Regions from separate parts of the Homo sapiens genome. Here regions 2 and 3 are each linked to region 1. A link is an interaction called in ENCODE POLR2A ChIA-PET data of the cell type or tissue named here. Cell type or tissue: B cell. All regions are shown on one strand.

Region 1 (4,000 bases):
TACCTTAGTCTCTGAATTTCATCTGGAAAATGAAAATGTTCTTTAACTTTTTTTTTTCATTTTTTGGTAATAGTATAAAGAAGATTAATTTACATTTTTTTGTTTTTTTTAATAGAGGCAAACTGCTGAACCAAAAAAGATGTCATATTCATAGATTTGCAGAGTATAGATATTGCATATGATTTAAAGAACGAATTTTAGGCCAGGCATGGTGGGAGATGCCTGTAATCCCAGCACTTAGGCAGAAGGATTGCTTGAGGCTAGGAGTTCAGTCAACTCCTGGGCAACATCTCTACAAAAATAAAAACAAAAATTAGCTGGGCATGGTGGTGCAAGCTTGTAGTCCCATCTGCTTGGGAGGCTGAGATGGGAGAATTGCTTGAGCCCAGAGGTTGGGAATTATAATGAGCTATGATAATGCAACTGCACTCCAACCTAGGCAACAGAGTGAGACCCTGTCTTTTTATATAAAAAGTAAAAGAAAAATTTTATTAAGAGCTTTGTACCTGTCCAAAACAGATGCTTCACAGAGGTAGTAACATTTGAAATTACAAGGATGAGTAGAATCTGCAGGTGTTTCTTAGTTAGGTTGTACTATCTAAGGAACCAACAGAAAATGCCTCTCTGTGAACTTGGTGTTTATTTCCAGGTTGGCATTAAGGAGTCAAATAGGAAAGAAAATGTGCTACTGTTCAGTTGTAGGGAAAGGGAAAAGCTTGAGGCAAATGCTGGAGGCTCAAGGAGCGTGATACTTTCAGACTTTAAGAAATCAGTACAGGAAATATATAAGATACCATAGATAGGTAGTCAGACTTCATAAAGGCTTTGGTATACGTACTGTGGGGTTGATTTTTTTCTTTTATAGAGGCAGGTGAAAACAGAAGACAGGCAAACCTGTTGTCCACAGTCTGTACAAGCACTGTGATAGGTTTGAGTTAAGACAGTCACAGTAGGTAGGAATACATGGGAAGGGTTTTAGTGTCTATGTGTGCTTTTAGAGGTAGAATTGAAGGACCCTTTGATTGGTCTTAGCAGACAGAAATCTGGTATGAATCCTTTAATTGGGCAGTAGCTATAGTATCTTGAGTTATTCTGAGTGTTTGCTCAATGTTTCTAGTAGTGATGATGACTTGTAGTTGGGATCCTATGTGTAATTTGGCAGAAGAGGACGGTGGCTTCAAACTTTGTTTGGGATATAAAGTTGACCCCATTTTGAATTATTTTAAAATAATTTGAAAGATTAATGAAAATGCATTTTTATAACTTTCATTATTAGTAAAACGTTTGACTTTAGAATAATGCTGTTTTTCAATTAATTATTATTATAGTATAATGGCTCCAGGTGAACTTAACATAAATATAGAACATAAACTACTTTTTAAAGTACAGAGGGAGCCGGCACAGTGGCTAACGCCTGTAATCCCAGCACTTTGGGAGGCCGAGGTGGGCAGATCACTTGAGGTCAGGAGTTCAAGGCCAGCCTTGCCAACATGGCGAAACCCCGTCTCGACTGAAAGTAAAAAAATTAGCTGAGTATGGCGGCGCACGCCTGTAGTCCCAGCTACTCAGGCTGAGGCAGGATAACCGCTTGAACCCAGGAGGCAGAGGTTGCAGTGAGCCGAAATTGCACCACTGCGCCCCAGCCTGGGCGACAGAGCGAGACTTTGTCTCAAAAACAGAGAAGTACATAAGGGTTGCAAAGTCAAATGACTTGAAGGGCCAAGCAGGTGACTTAGCAGGTGACTTAATAGAGCAGCTAGGTTTAAAACAGCAAGGAATAGTGTGGAGTCTGGACTTCCGCATGCTCTATGTAAAGGAGTCAGAATCAGAAGTTTTAAAAAACACTGTCATCAGTGTCCCTACACAAAAAAGGACATATTCCCAAACCATCAGTTTTCTACTTTTTATACAAACAAAATACAGGAATAATTATTCAAATGAGGCCAAGCATGGTGGTTCACGCCTATAATCGCAGCACTTTGGGAAGCTGTGGTGGGAGGATTGCTAGAGCCCGGGAATTTGAGACCAGCCTGGGCAACATGGCAAGACCCTGTCTCTATTTTTTAATAGTCAAAAAAAAGAAGAAGAAGAAAACATTCAAATGCTTGAACATGACAAAGGGGTTAGATGGCTTATTAAGTTGAATTCGCCATGTAGCATCATGTGTGACGTAATGGAAATGAATGGCAAACCTTGTTTAACAGAATTAAATGAAGATGATTAAAAGTATTTCTAAAACATCTTTATTTCAAATATTTATGAAAATAACTCTGTACATTTACCATACCCAAGGCCCCTAAATCTTAATTTTGATCTTAATCTTGAAAATGTATTGTTGTTAGCATACTTTGTATAGTGGGTTTTTTTTGTTTGTTTGTTTTTGAGACAGGGTCTCACTCTGTTGCCGAGGCTGGAGTGCAGTGGCCTGATCATGGCTTACTTGCAGCCTCAACCTCCCAGGCTCAGGTGATCCTCCTACCTCAGCCTCCTGAGTAGCTGGGACCACAGGCACATGCCACCACATCCAGCTTTTCTTTCCTTTTTTTTTTTTTTTTTTTTTTTTGAGATGGAGTCTCACTCTGTCGCCCAGGCTGGAGTGCAGCGGCGTGATCTCGGCTCACTGCAAGCTCCGCCTCCCGGGTTCACTCCATTCTCCTGCCTCAGCCTCCCGACTAGCTGGGACTACAGGCGCCCGCCACCACACCCGGCTAATTTTTTGTATTTTTAGTAGAGACGGGGTTTCACCATGTTAGCCAGGATAGTCTCTATCTCCTGACCTCATGATCCTCCCGCTTCGGCCTCCCAAAGTGCTGAGATTACAGGTGTGAGCCACTGCGCCCGGCTGTTTTTTGGGGTTTTTTTTTTGTATTTTGGTACCGATGGGTTTTCACCATGTTCCCCAGGCTGTTGTCAAACTCCTGACCTCAAGAAACCCTCCTGCCTTGGCCTCGCAAAGTGGTGGGATTACAGGTATGAGTCGCCAGGCCCGGCCACTTGGTTTTTTGCCATCATGGCTCCCTACAACCTCTACCTCCCAGGCTTCACTGATAATCCCACTTTAGCCTTCCAATTAGCTGGGACTATAGGCTTGCGCCACCATGTCCAGATTTTTGTATTTTTTAGTAGAGATGGGGTTTTGTCACGTTGCCCAAGCTGTAGTGTCTTTTCTAATAGAAGCTGAGAATTTCCTTTGAAACTGTCTTTGTGAACTTGGAAGTGAAATCAGAAAAGGAATAATAATGTCTTAAATTTTATTGCTTATTTTGTTTTCTTTTGTTTCTTACTCTTAGATGGGAATGATGAACAACCCCAATCCTTATGGTTCACCATATACTCAGAATCCTGGACAGCAGATTGGAGCCAGTGGCCTTGGTCTCCAGATTCAGACAAAAACTGTACTATCAAATAACTTATCTCCATTTGCTATGGACAAAAAGGCAGTTCCTGGTGGAGGAATGCCCAACATGGTGAGTACTAATCCATTACAGACTTGTTTTCAAACTGGCATTTTGACAAAAGAATTGTGTTAAACTTTCACCCTTCTGTTATATATGCTGGGATTTGTACCCACTAGGAGCCTAAATTGATATGTACTTGATGATCCCTGTGAGGAGGCTTGTGCTTCCTTTCCATTTCTCTGTTTTTTTTGTTCCATGTGGTTATTGATCAGTGAGCATGTTGATCCAAACAGGAGTAAGTGAACTGCTACAATGAAGTTTTAGGGGCCTGCCATTCAGCAACTTGGTCTTGTGAGCGTTTCCATACGATACGAAAGCGGAACCTTTCACTTTTGGGGGAAGGAATCTCTGGCAAAGGATCCGAACTCTCAGTGACCATATTTACCAATATTATTTGATTCTACTACACCCAAGTAAATTCCCTCTCAAAAGTAATGTATTGTTTTAAACAGCAATTTTTGTTAAATAAAATTTTCAGGAACTTCTAGTGTTATTTTTGTACAGTCAAACTACTAGTAGTAAATGTGTCTGCATTCAACTTT
Region 2 (4,000 bases), 160 kb before region 1:
CATGGGGACAGAATACTCACAGTTCCCAGCATGACACAGGGATAAGAGATTCTAGAGTCAGACCACCATTCCCTGTCTTTGTGACTTACTTGCTAAGTGACGTTAGGCAAGGCATTTAACGTCTCCAATCCTGGGTTCCCTCATAAAATGGGGCTGATAGTGGACCACATAAAATTGTAATCCGGATTAGATGATTTATGTTAAAATGTGATTAAACAACTCCCGGCACATAGTAAGCACAAGTGCTTGTTAAAAAAAATCTAAATAGGCCGGACGCGGTGGCTCACGCCTGTAATCCCAGCACTCTGGGAGGCCGAGGCGGGTGCATCATGAGGTCAGCAGATGGAGACATCCTGGCTAACACAGTGAAACCCCGTCTCTACTAAAAATACAAAAAATTAGCCGGGTGTGGTGGCAGGCGCCTGTAGTCCCAGCTACTCGGGAGGCTGAGGCAGGAGAATGGCGTGAACCTGGGAGGTGGAGCTTGTAGTGAGCCGAGACCACACCACTGCACTCCAGCCTGGGTGACAAAGTGAGACTCTGTCTCAAAAAAAAAAAAATCTAAATAAATACAAATTTGAGGTAGAGGTGTTACTGTGTAGATGGTGTTCTCAGTAGTTTTTCCTGTTGGGTTGCAACTCTTTTTCCTACCTACACTGGTTTTTTGTTTTTTTTTTTGTTTTTTGTTTTTTGTTTTTTTTTTGAGACGGAGTCTCACTATGTGGCCCAGGCTGGAGCGCAGTGACGCAGTCCCGGCTTACTGCAACCTTTATCTCCTGGGTTCAAGTGATTGTCCTGCTTCAGCCTTCCGAGTAGCTGGGATTACAGGTGTGTACCACCACACCCAGCTAATTTTTGTATTTTTAGTAGAGATGGGGTTTCGCCATGTTGGCCAGGCTGGTCTTAAACTCCTGACCTTGGGGCGATCTGCCAGCCTCGGCCTCCCAAAGTGCTGGGATTACAGGCGTGAGCCACCGTGCCCAGCCCCTACCCGCACTTTCGGGTACACCTTCTTCCATCTTTGTTGGGACCCTTTGGCCAGGCTCACAATAGACCATGTTGGCCATGGGGGAGCTTTAATCGTTCATGGGGATAAAGGAAGTATATTGGGCTCTTTGCCCTTTCTGGCATACAGACATATACTAAGAACCATGTTCCTTTATGTGGAAAGAAAAGAGAGTGAACATCCCCTTAAATTTGGCTAAGGAGAGATTCTCTGAGAGAGCCTGCCGTAGAAGAGAGCCAGCATGGTGTGGCAGAAGGCTCTGGATTAGTCCTGGGTTCTAGTTCTGGGTCTTCTACAAACCAGCTCCATGAATTAGGCAAGTCACTTGTCTGGGTTTCAGTTTCCTGTCTGTAAAATGAAGATAAAAATATCTGTCATGCTTGCCTGCCAGGGTTGATGTGAGGCCTCAAATGAGGTAATACATGTCAACATCTTCTGTAAACTGTCAAGTACTATAAATTTATCTTCTGTAAATTGTACTTTGACCGCTAAATATATCCATTAATACATCTTAGTAAATGTTCAGGGGTGCTGTCACCTCCCTGACACCTCCTTTACAGCCCCCTTTTCCCCAGCGCGTGGTATGCTCTGACTTAGTTGGGCTCTACCAGGACACCGTACTGCTGCAAAGTGCTCAGTGGGTGAGGTGGGAGAGGGAGAAGCTGTCGAATACCCTTCGGTGAGCCCGACCCCAACACCTGATGGTTAAGAAAAATGTCTCTGCTTTCTGCCTTTTGGAAATTTTGCTCTTTCTCTTTTTCACAGTGAGTTATACAAGAGTCAGCTGAAAAGGGATCTTCCAAAAGGCTGTCACTCTAAGAGAATATTTGTCCTCTTGGGTATCCCTAGTGTACTAGCTGTGGATTCCACTCTTAGTTACTGAATTATATTTTTGTCTTTGTCAAAAAACATTTCACAAGATAATAATCCATATTATATAATCCCTTAAGTTCCATACATACTTTGGGAGACGTACCGACCAGATTTCAGTTGTTATTAAATGAAGCTTGTAAAGCTTTTGTTGTTTTGTTAGGGTGAGTAATTTCTGCCCGTGCCCCACCACAGTGCACCAATCACAGACGAAATGAAGGAAGCACTTGCTGCGTCTGTCCTAATACGCACATGAGCAGGGGGAGAAGTGCTCATTGCAGAAGCATTGTGATTAGCATCTGCATGTCATGAGCCCACGCCAAAAAACTGCATGCAGATTGTCCTTTTCCCAAATCTAAGCAGACTTCTAGCTCCCTGTCAGTTACCAGTGTTCTTGATACTCTTGTCTTTTTACTTCTTGTCTTGATTATGAAATAAGCCTTTTGATGCTCTTTAGGCTGCTTGTGTGCCGTTTGTCCCTCATAAGAATACTTCCTTTTACCCCAATTTTCTTTTATCTCATTCCCTAAGACAAAGTCCCTCACCCATTAAAGGCACGTGAAGTACTGAGCTCTTGTAATATCAATATGTCTGTGAATAAATCTAGAAATAAAGTTTCTTTGACCAGAGCTGAGCTGGGTGTGGGGAGGTTGGGGAAGTGCCCGTCTCAGTTCTGGGTGGGCGGCAGTGACCATGCACTTCTCTACCAAGGGCTGGGGAGAAGGCTCTGCTCCTACAGGTCGCATTCTCCAGGGGCAGGAGGGTGGGAGGGAAGCTAGAGACCCAGAATGGGGATATTTGAAATCTGCATTGATGAGGGGCCTCCTTTCCCAAAGAAAGTGGAAGTATCCCCTTACAGGCTGAATGGGACCAAGGAGCCACATTCCACGTTCTCTTAAATAGAAGAGAGCTCAGTGCTGGCACATACTCCTGTGCTTCCTGAATGATTTCCTTTAGTAGTAATGACATTTCTAACAAATGCTTTGTTGGAAATACCCTTGCATCTAACCAAGATATAATCAGTTGTTGAACTTTTGCCTCTCGTTGTCTTCTTTTCTTTTCTTGCCCACTATATGTCACCCATGCCACTACCCTGTGGGACCTGTTGTCGCTCGATGGCTGAGCCTGCATAGAGTTATTTTTAATAAAATATATGTTTTCTTTCAGCATGCTTTTCACTTCCACTGCATCTCTCGCTGGCTCAAAACACGACAGGTGTGTCCATTGGACAACAGAGAGTGGGAATTCCAAAAGTAGGTATCTTTGGTTGTTTTGACGGGGCTTTTTGACTTGCCTCAGGCTGAAAGGAGCGTGGTCTTGGGGGATGGAGACATGATACATGCCTTGTTTTTTTTAAAACTAGTTTTTGGTTACTTAAGCTAGGACTTATCTATATGGAAAATGCACAAAGGATTAGCCAACATTAGACATTTGCAGCCTAGGGTTTCCCAACCTTTTTTTTTTTTTTTTTTTTTTTGAGACGGAGTCTCGCTTTGTTGCCCAGGCTGGAGTGCAGTGGTGCTATCTTGGCTCACTGCAACGTCCACCTCCCAGATTCAAGCGATCCTCCCACCTCAGCCTAGCAAGTGGCTGGGATTACAAGTGTGTGCCACCATGCACAGCTAATTTTTGTATTTTTCGTAGAGATTGGGTTTCACCATGTTGGCCAGGCTGGTCTTGAACTCCTGATCTCAACTGATCTGCCTGCCTCGGTCTCCCAAAGTGCTGGGATTACAGGTGTGAGCCACCGTGCCCGGCAGGTTTCCCAACCTTCTACGGTCTGTGAAAGTAGAAAATGTGATAATCTATGAACTCTTAAATATTTCCAGAATTACATCCTAATGAGGCTCCATGGACTACCTAATGTCAGGTAGCTTTGGGCTAGACTTGTATCCACTTATCATATTTCACTGGTTTATTTCACAGTGATTAATTCTGATATAGCATTTATGGCTATCCTGATTAGATTTTATTGTTATATAAATAAAACATGACCTGGTAAACTTTTAAAAATTTAAATGGTTGAAAGGGTATACCACAGAATATGAATTTCCCACTGTAGGCCCCTGCTCCGGCTTGCTGGAGCTAGCCATCAGCAACAGGACAGCTTCTTAGGAGATTTTC
Region 3 (4,000 bases), 67 kb before region 1:
TGCATCCCTCTTATAATTTCCCTTGTAATCACATCTGGTCCACCCATGTACTCCAAAATAATCTCCCCACTTTGAGATTCTTAATTACATTTGCAAAATCCCTTTTGCCATATAAAGGAACACTCATAGGTTCTGCAGATTAGGGCATAGATATTTTGGGAGGGCCATTATTCAGTATTCCATAATTGGTATTAATTTTTCTTTGACTATTTGGTAGAATTCACCAGTGAAGCTATCTAGGCCTGGATTTTTCTTTATGGAGAGTTTATTATTATTATTATTATTATTATTATTATTTTGAGACAAGCTCTGGCTGTATCTCCCAGGCTGGAGTAAGGTGGCACAATCCCAACTCACTACAACCTCTGCCTCCTGGACTCTCGCCGTCCTCCCACTTCAGCCTCCCAAGTAGCTGGGACTATAGGCGTGCACCACCATGTCCAGCTAAATTTTGTATTTTTTGTAGAAACGGGTTTCTGCCATGTTGCCCAGGCTGGTCTCAAACTCCTGAGCTCAAGCAATTCAACCACTTCAGCCTTCCAAAGTGCTGGGATTACAGGAATGAGCCACTGCACCCAACAAGTTTTTATTATTAATTTGATGTCTTTACTTGTTATAGGCCTACTCAGATTTTTGGTATCTTTTTGAATCAGTTCTGGTAACTTTTTTCCTAGAATTTGTCCATTTCATCTAAGTTACCTAATTTGTTGGACTACAGCTGTTCATAGTATTCCCTTGCAATCTTTTTTTTTTTTTTTTTTTTTGAAACAGAGTCTCGCTCTGTCGCCAGGCTGGTATGCAGAGGTGTGATCTTGGCTCACTGCAACCTCTGCCTCTTGTGTTCAAGCGATTCTCCTGCCTCAGCCTCCTGAGTAGCTGGGATTACAGGTGTGTGCCACCACACCTGGGTGATTTTTGTATTTTTAGTAGAGACCATGTTGGTCAGGCTGGTCTCGAACTCCTGACCTCGTGATCCACCCGCCTTGGCCTCCCAAAGTGCTGGGATTACAGGCGTTAGCGACTGCGCCCAGTATAATCTTTTTTTTTTTTTTTTTTTTTTTTGATACAGGGCCTTACTCTGTTGCCCAGGCTGGAGTGCAGTGGTGCCATCTCAGCTCACTGAAACCTCTGCCTCCCGGATGCAAGCAATTCTCCTGCCTCAGCGGGTGCCTGGGATTACAGGCGCCCACCACCACTCCCGGATAATTTTTTGTATTTTTAGTAGAGACGGGGTTTCACCACCAACGTGGATATGTTCTAAGAGGCCCAGTGGATGCCTGAATCCTCAGATAGTACTGAACCCTATATATACTATGTTTTTTCATATACATACATACCTATGATAAAGTTTAATTTATAAATGTATAAATTAGGCACAGTAAGAGATTAACAAAAATAACAATAAAATAGAACAATTATAACAATATACCACGCTCGTGCTTTGGGACCATTATTAAACCGAATAAGGATAACTTGGACACAGGCACTGCAATCCCAAGACAATCTGATAACTGAGAAAGCTACTAAGTTACGGCCAGTAGCATCTAGAGCCTGGACAAGCTGGACAAAGGGATCATTCTCATCCTGGGCAGGACGGAGTGAGATGGTGCGAGATTTCATCATATTACTCAGAACTGCTCGAAATTTAAAACATGAATTGCTTATTTCTGGAATTTTCCGTTTAATATTTTCAGAGGGCGTTAACGGCAGGTAACCACAGAAATCAAAATTGCTGATAAATGGGGGGGGATCTAGTGTAGTATAACACTCTGGCTGGGATTAATAGCAATTTAATTCCAATTAATAAACTACAACTTTACTTCTCTGTGGCTGTTTTCCACCTCCTTTGTGCTGTTATTGTCACAAATTACATTTTTTTCTTAGATAACATGTCCTTGAAACAAATTACATTTTTATACGCTGTGTGCTCATCAACAGATTTATAATTCTTGATTTATGCAGTTGTCTTTTAAATCACACAGGAGAAAAAAGATAAACAAAATGTATTTATACTTGTCTTTTGTATTTACCTATATAAAAGTATGTACTCTGCTGGTAATCCCCAATTACAATGGCCCAAGAGTTCTATAATGCAGAGATTTTCAGGGCTGAAAAAAAAAGCCATCTGCTTTGGTATTTCAGATCTAAGTACTTATAAGGAGTGGCTTGGGAGCAGTAGCCTTAGCAAGAGGTAAGACTTAACTTCCCCCAGGGGCTATGAGCTGAAAGGCAAAACTGGGAGTAAAGATGTTGGCTTCTCAACCCTGTTTCAGAAGGATTGAAGGTGGCTACCACCTTCAAGCTCAGCACAGGCTCATTTGTAGAAGACCAAAGAACAGTATTGAGGCTTAAAAGGTATGTCTAGGCCGAGCGTGGTGGCTCACGCATGTAATCCCAACACTTTCGGAGGCCAAGACAGGCAGATCACCTGAGGTCAGGAGTTTAAGACCAGCCTGGCCAACATGGTGAAACCCTGTCACTACTAAAAATACAAAAATTAGCCACTGTGGTGTCAGGTGCCTGTAATCCCAGCTACTCAGGAGGCTGAAGCATAAGAATTGCTTGAACCTGAGAGACAAAGGTTGCCGTGAGCCAAGATGGCGCCACTGCACTCCAGCCTGGGGGATAGAAGCGAGACTCTGTCTCCAGAAAAAAACCCAAAAAACAAAAAAGATGTGTTTAGATGAGATCTTTGGCTGTAGTCATTAGCACAATTAAGCCAACAGCCAGAAACCTGCTAAATGTTTGAAGGAATTATATTACCAAAGAAACCACTAGCTGGCTCACAAAAATTATAGCTACTCAACCCCTGAAGCCATTCCCAGGCTCCAAAACCTGCACTAGCAGGATGCAGGCTCTGAAAACTGGGCAGCTTACAACAGGCCAATCTCTCCAGGGCCCACCTCTCCCGTGTCCATGGGGGATAATGCCAAAGGAAGAACCTCCCAGAAGGCAGAGCTAGGGGCTATCAGACAGTTGTACCCAACAACTAATTCTACTGCCATACAAGAGAATCCTCCCTCTTCCTGCCCAGATACCTTTACCGACTGCAAGGGACAAGCATCTGCAGCGTGTTTCATATCCCCGCATTTTTGGAGTGCTTTTTTTTTTTTTTCTTTTGAGACAGGGTCTAGCTCTTGTTGCCTATGCAAGAGTGCAGTAGTACAGTCAGGGCTCACTGCAGCCTCAACCTCCTGAGCTCAGGGGATCCTCCCACCTCCACCTCCAAGGAGCTGGGATTACAGGTGTTCATGTGCCACCATGCCAGGCTAATTTTTTTATTTTAATTTTTTTTGTAGAGATGGGGTCTTTCTATGTTGCCCAGGCTGGTCTCAAACTCCTGGGCTCAAACGATTCTCCTGCCTCAGCCTCACAAAGTGCAGGGGTTACAGGAGCGAGCCACCACACCCAGCCCAGTGGTCATTTTTATTGTGATTATTTTTTTCCTATTCCACAACTGTATATTGAAAGATAGTTTGTCTTTCAGTTTATAGGTAGTACCTATATCCAGACCTAATGAATAGTTATGGACTGTGAGCTGAACACACTGGGAGTAAAGATGTTGCCTTTCCAACCCTGTTTTCTCTGCTGCGGAGCAAGTGAGTACTTTACGTGTGAAAAGATATATATTTTTCCACATATATATAAAAATATATATATACACCTCTATATATTGATATAGATGTATATATATATACTGACGATATAATTTATCATTCAGTCTATGACACTTTAAAACATCTCTATTGTTATTTTTATCTATTTATTTATTTCGAGACAGGGGCTGGCTCTGTCGCCCATGTTGAAGTGCAGTGGCAAGATCTAGGCTCACTGCAACCTCCACCTCCCCGGCTCAAGCGATCCTTCCACCTCAGCCTCCCCAGTAGCTGAGAACACAGGCATGCACCATCATGCCCAGCTAATTTTTGTGTGTGTGTGTGTGTGTGTGTGTGTTTGAGATGGAGTCTCGCTCTGTTGCCCAAGGTGGGGTGCACTGGCG

The links. Peaks named below come from ENCODE experiments on the same cell type or tissue, not always from the same donor. Only the 100,000 strongest peaks of a DNase experiment are listed, where the experiment ranks them.
Region 2: POLR2A ChIA-PET joins it to region 1 with 6 read pairs; 11 of 35 experiments call an interaction of 5 or more read pairs at or near these places.
Region 3: POLR2A ChIA-PET joins it to region 1 with 5 read pairs; 7 of 35 experiments call an interaction of 5 or more read pairs at or near these places.

What each region holds. Positions count from the first base shown.
Region 1 is chr22:41,122,574-41,126,573 of GRCh38, forward strand. It overlaps EP300 (EP300 lysine acetyltransferase), which reads left to right. Exons shown (of 31, transcript NM_001429.4): 3 at 3,291-3,467. Among named protein-coding and RNA genes, the nearest start is that of EP300, 32 kb to the left of the region's middle. In B cell, no CTCF peak of the experiment used is centred here; a DNase peak (open chromatin) is centred at 1,710; H3K27ac peaks cover 1,179 bases.
Region 2 is chr22:40,964,756-40,968,755 of GRCh38, forward strand. RBX1 (ring-box 1) reads left to right here. Exons shown (of 5, transcript NM_014248.4): 4 at 3,044-3,129. Among named protein-coding and RNA genes, the nearest start is that of RBX1, 15 kb to the left of the region's middle. In B cell, no CTCF peak of the experiment used is centred here; no DNase peak of the experiment used is centred here; H3K27ac peaks cover 774 bases.
Region 3 is chr22:41,055,113-41,059,112 of GRCh38, forward strand. No RefSeq gene overlaps it. Among named protein-coding and RNA genes, the nearest start is that of SNORD140, 17 kb to the right of the region's middle. In B cell, no CTCF peak of the experiment used is centred here; no DNase peak of the experiment used is centred here.